Regions from separate parts of the Homo sapiens genome. Here region 2 is linked to region 1. Evidence: chromatin loops called from intact Hi-C (ENCODE). Cell type or tissue: dorsolateral prefrontal cortex. All regions are shown on one strand. Links, peaks and the distances in the headings refer to the core of each region. The heading gives the core; the rest is flanking DNA.

Region 1 (2,921 bases), core at 185-2,684:
TAGGATAGGGATGAGAAGGCATGAAGATAGTAAAAAGTTCCAGTTGATAAACATAGCCTTTTTCTTGCTCCAGGCCTGTTATTGCCTTTCCAGCTCACCAAGTCTTTCCACATGCAACTCACCTTCCACACTTGAAAAGTGTTGCCAAAAAAAGAGCACAACCCCACCAATGGCTACTCTGTGTGGAACATGTCTGTGAGTCAGGCATTACACCAGCATCTTCACATTTCATCCTCATAACCAGTGGTTTCCTCCTCATAACCATTATCCCCATTTACATATGGGGAGACTGAGGCTCAGCAGTGTCAACTAACTCACTCAGGTCATGCAGAGCGTAAGCAGCAGAGGCTGGGTGTGCACTCGGGTCTAACACCAAGCCTGTGTTCCCTCTCCCTATTGTGCTCACTGCTCAGCCCAGCGGCGTGAGGAACCGCTGTCTGCATGCACCTCTGTAACTCTCTCCGCACTTAAAGCACACCGCCTGGCCTACAGTCAGCATCCCATAAACACATGCTGCACTGAATACAGGGCAAAGAGGTTTCCAGACATTGGTAAGTTTATCCCTCCCAGGAAATTCCTCTTCCACTGTGAAATGAGGACACTGATTAATAAAAATATGAAGATACCTAGTTTGCTTTGCGCTGCTCTATTTTTCTTGGTTTTTAGTTTCATCAGACCAAAACGAATAAATAACCTTCCTCTCCTCTTCCTCCCCTACGTTTGCCAAAGGGGTGAAAAATACTTACGCTAGGCGATACCACCTCTTACAAACACCAGAGACCTTTAGCAGCTCAGGGAGGCACAGACAGGAAAAGATTCCCAAGAGCAGCTCATCCGGAAGGGAGTCCCATGAAACACCTTTGGAGGGAAAACAAGTGTTTGCCATCACCATTCTTTCACCCTATCAAGTCTACTGAGTCTTTTCAAACACATAAAGAATATACAACATTTAGCTTAAATGAGGAATTTAGCACAAATTAAATTACTCATCCTCACAATTATTTTTGTTTGAAAAATCATTTCTGTTGAACAGAAAAATAATTGTGGTGATGAGTAATTTAATTCGTGTTAAATTCCCCATTCCATCATCTATGTACCCTGAAGTGACCACCACACTCTCTCAGCAAATCAAAAAGAGAAACCCAGAACACTTTTCCTATTCTTCCCTTCAGCTCTAGCCAGCCAATCGGAGGCTGTGGCATGAAGAGTGGTACAGAGCAAGTCCCACCCTCTCAAATGTCATTCAATGACATTGTCAATTCATTGACATCAATAAGATATTGTGGTGCTTCTGGGTGCAAAGGAAGGCCTTGTTTCTCTCTGATGTGGACTCAGTAGTGACCTTATTTAAAAGGCAAATAAATCTTCTTCCCTTTCTGCTATGGTTGGCTGTGTCCCCACCCAAATCTCATCTTGAATTGTAGTTCCCATAATCCCCATGTGTTGCGGGAGGGACCCAGTGGGAGGTAATCAAATCATGGGGACGGTTACCTGGTGATAACCGCCCCTGTAATTTGATGCTGTTCTGGTGATAAGTGAGTTCCCACAAGATCTTATGGTTTTACAAGTGGCTTCCCCGACCCCTTTGCTCTGCACTTGATGCCGCCATGTGGAGAAGGACGTTTGCTTCCCCTTCCACCAAGCTTGTACGTTTCCTGAGGCCTCCCCAGCCAGGCTGAACTGTGAGTCAATTAAACCTCTTTCCTTTATGAATTACCCAGTCTTGGGTATGTCTTTATTAACAACATGAGAACAGACTAATATGCTTTCTTTCAGGTTTACAAAAGGCACAGTTTACCTAAAAGAGCAATACAAAAGGGTATTGTCATTTCTTAATTCAACAAATATTTACTGAGCTCCTACTATGGTGCCAGGTATCATTTTAGGTGTTGGGAAGGAGTAGTAAATCAGACCCAAAACACTACCTTCGTGGGACTTCATTCCAGTAATGCGGAACAGATAATCACACATCAAAAAATAAGTACATTATATGATATAGTAAAATTGATCTGTGCTGTGCAGAAAAATTAAACAGGGCAAGGGAGAGAACAGAGAGTTCAGAGCAGATGTTATTAAGTTTGAACATGGTGGTCAGGGAAGGCCATACTGAGATGACGATCACTAAGCAAAGGCTTGAACAAAGTGAGGGAGTGAGCCCTGTGAGTATCTGGTGTACGTGTTCTAGATCCAAGGAACAGCATGTGTGTTTGAGGCATAGCAAGGAGGCCAGTGTAGAGCGCAGAGGTAGGTGGGTAGAAAAATCAGAGAGCAGCCAGGTCATGCAGGCTTCCTAGGTCATGATAAAGCCTTTGGCTTTGACGCTGAATTCTATGAGGCACCACTAGAAGATTCTGAGCACAGGAATGACAGGCCCTCACGTAAGTTCAAAAAGGATCACTCTGGCTGCTGTGTTTAGAACAGAAAGGTGGATGCAGGAAGCGCAGTTTTCTTTCATAGAAGCAATCTCTAAATAACTATTCAACAAGTATGAAACTCTTACATATGAATACATAGAATAATCCCACAAGCTCAGGATAATGTAACAATTGCCAAGAAGGAAATAAATGCACAATGAAGGAATCCTAAAAAACAGTCAGATGAGTTCAATGATTGCCTTCCTAGGCTTTCCACCTCTGATGGATCTTCTACACCAATTCTGGTGATATTCTCTCCTCCTACTCCCATTTAAAGGTGCCAGTCTTTACTGAGCATGTCCTTTGTACCAGGCCCTGTATAAGTGGGTTTGAGGACACAAGGGAGAAAAACACCGAGGAGTGTGACAAACACCTGCTGCCCTGGGCAGTCTTTCTAAACCAGCATGTCTTTCCCCCAGTTAGAATCCTTCAGTGGTACACCCCAGGTATTTAGGCTAAAGTCCACAATGCTTAGTACAAAGTTAAACGCTTTCAGCCAGGTCTCAA
Region 2 (2,921 bases), core at 102-2,601, 74 kb before region 1:
TTTTTTAGTTGATAAGGCATGCACAGAATAGGTTTACAACCTTCAAGCTAGTCAAAGTTTTGACTTTTATTTACCGTTTCATATTGGTTACATTGCTTTATTTTAAAATCTTGTCTTTTTCCCCATTGATTGACCAGTGACTTATTTTGTGATATCAGATTTCTGGTCAAACATTTTACCTCTACTGTCTCATGACCTTTCAAAGGCCAGTAAAACTATTATTACAATTTACTTGCATCATTAAGAGATGTAGCTGTTGGCAAATGTGCAATTGCTATTAACAGGGTCCTTGACACAAATTAGAACTCTAGATGAAACAAAACTGACTTGGAAAGGATTTTGACACCAGAAACATACCTCATTGGTCAAAAAAAGGTTTTATTTAAAGCTCTTTTTCACCTGTCACCAGGGATGGGGAACTGAATAAGGAAAAAAAATTTTAATGTAGAACAAATAAGAAGTCAGCAGTTTCTGCCCTCCTCTCCATCATTCCAGGTCTCACAACTCGGCAACCCTTTTACTGGTTCCTATTTTTAGTTTTGTTTTTTAAAATTCATAATGGGATAGAATAATTTCATTTAACAGTCTGCCGTGTTATTGGATTAAACTAGATGACTTGGAAGGTGTAGCACCTTGGATTTCCCTTTTGTTTTCTGAAGATTTTGTGGCTTAGGTTGTAGCACTTGGGCAGATAATACTTTTGCCACAGGGTATGCAATAAGCGTACCATGGTATACTTTTGTCAGGTGGTATACTTTTGCTACATTGTATGCAATAAGTATATTACATACAATATGATTGTTAATCAAATTAAAGAGCATGATTTGGAGTACTGCCAGAGCTTTCTAACTGAATCCTTGCTCCTCTCAAATCTTCTAGACACAGTTACCAGAGTGTCTATCTAAAGTGAACATCTGGCCCTTTCTCTCTTTTGCTTGGAACTCCACAGAAGCTCCCTGTACCCTTTAGTCACCAAGAGTACTTGTTAAAATGCAGACACCTGAACCTTAGCCCCGCAAGACTCTGACTCAGTTTGTGGAGAATTCCCAGACTTTGGTTTTATGAAGCACACACCTGAAATTAATGACTCCGGCTGAATTCCAGGGATGTGTTTTATCCCTGGTTGGCATGTGGTCCCCAGTTAAACTGAGAAACACAGTTGTGGGCTCAAGTTCATGATCTTTAGAATGGCAGATAAGTCCCTTCATGAACTGGCTATCTCTTGAGCTTCACTTCTGATCACTTCTTGTCTTAAATTTCATATTCTAGCAATTTCAAACTGTGTTAATTTCCATTAGATGTTGTACTGATTTAGTTTAATTTATGGATCAGTAGCACATAAAATGATTCAAAATATAAAAGATACAAAATATTATACAAAGAAGTCTTTCTGTTACTTGTCATTTGTCATTCAGTTTTGTCCCTGGAAGTAACTGTTATCAATTTCTTGTGTTTTCTTCCAGAAGCAACCTATACCTACAAATCAGCACAGTGAAATATTCTTTTTCTTTGCCTCATCTCTTTTTATTCAATGATAATATACTATTTAAGCTATTATGTGCCTTTTTTTTTAGCCTAACAGCATTTGTGGAGATTGTCATAAAGAACATTCCCATTCTTTTTAAAAATAGTATGTATGTTACTTTATTTTGTGTCCTAATTTATCTTCTGCTATTAAACACATTCTGAAATGAATAACATTTGTGTTTATATGCATGTAAATCAAGCTCTAAGACAAATACCTAAAGTTGAAATTGTTGAGTCAAAAGCCTTGTGCATATAAAGTTTTAACAGATTTGGCCAAATTGCTTCCCTTAGAGATTATACAGATTTTTACTTTCACCAGCCCTGTATAAGGGGACTTATTTTTCCATACATAGTTCATTAAATTGTTGGGTCTTTGCCAACCTGGTGGGTGAAAGATGGTATTTCAGGGTGGTTGAATTTGCATCTCTCAGTGTCTATGTGTCTACTTTTGTAGCCTCCTTTGATTTGAATGCTCTTCTTCCTCTATCCAATTCCTGTTTTTTTTTTTTTTTTTTTTGAGGTTAAGCTCAGACATTACTCTCTCAGGATGCCATCCTTGGTAACCTTGCTGTGCCTCTGCCTTTCTCTGGCTACCAAGATTGTGTTAGGCATTCTTCACTTCATAATACTTATCTGTGATTATTTTCTTTTCTAAACTGTAAACTCTTTGAGGGCAAGAATTGCATCTCCTTTATCGTCCTCTCCACCCCCATACTTCCACTAAAAAAAGTAGTAAAATGTTTCTGATGTTCTGTTAAGATCATTTTTAGGTCTTTTCTCCTTGAGCCTGGGGACCAGCTTCCTTCTAGTCCAGGGCCTTATTACCAGCTGTCTGTCTTTCCAGATGTTAGCTGCTGAAAGCTTAAGTCAGAGTTTAAGCCTTAAGCTTTGGATTCTTTGATAGAGGTTTCGGGTTAAATGTCTTTGAAAAACATGAGCCCAAGCAAAAGATGATTTTTATTTGACTATGGGATTCTTTTTGGTGGGAGGGAGCAGAAAATGTTTTAAATTCTGTGGAACACAACTTGGAAAACAGAGGTTTAAGGTATACTCCCTTTCTATAAATACTTGCAGTTAAATAGGAAACTCACAAAGATGTAGAAGAATTAAATATCACAGTAGCTGAAGTGTCACCATTAGAGAATCATTGACCAACATGCTTCACAGCCCTGATGTTCAGCCTTCACTGTATATAAGCATTATCTAGGGGGAGGTTTTAAAAACTACAAATATGTGACCAGCCATGAGATTGCAAATAACAAAATTTTTCACTGTTATCATTTTACTATATTTTTAATTATATAAATTAACTTCTAATAGTTGTGTTTGATGCACATTAATCTCTTCTCAACTAGTAAAGTGTAAATTGACTTTATTTGTCACTATCAGTGAAC

The links. A loop is a pair of places that touch in the nucleus more often than their neighbours do. Peaks named below come from ENCODE experiments on the same cell type or tissue, not always from the same donor. Only the 100,000 strongest peaks of a DNase experiment are listed, where the experiment ranks them.
Region 2: it touches region 1 in a loop (4-fold over the local background); 48 of 110 quality-filtered maps call a loop at or near these places.

What each region holds. Positions count from the first base shown.
Region 1 is chr5:36,161,582-36,164,502 of GRCh38, reverse strand. It overlaps SKP2 (S-phase kinase associated protein 2), which reads right to left. Exons shown (of 10, transcript NM_005983.4): 3 at 747-858. Among named protein-coding and RNA genes, the nearest start is that of SKP2, 11 kb to the right of the region's middle. In dorsolateral prefrontal cortex, for the core only: no CTCF peak of the experiment used is centred there; a DNase peak (open chromatin) is centred at 1,192; H3K4me3 peaks cover 1,673 bases; H3K27ac peaks cover 2,500 bases.
Region 2 is chr5:36,235,991-36,238,911 of GRCh38, reverse strand. The region is part of intron 1 of NADK2 (NAD kinase 2, mitochondrial); the gene reads left to right. Among named protein-coding and RNA genes, the nearest start is that of NADK2, 4.5 kb to the left of the region's middle. In dorsolateral prefrontal cortex, for the core only: no CTCF peak of the experiment used is centred there; no DNase peak of the experiment used is centred there; H3K4me3 peaks cover 354 bases; H3K27ac peaks cover 1,779 bases.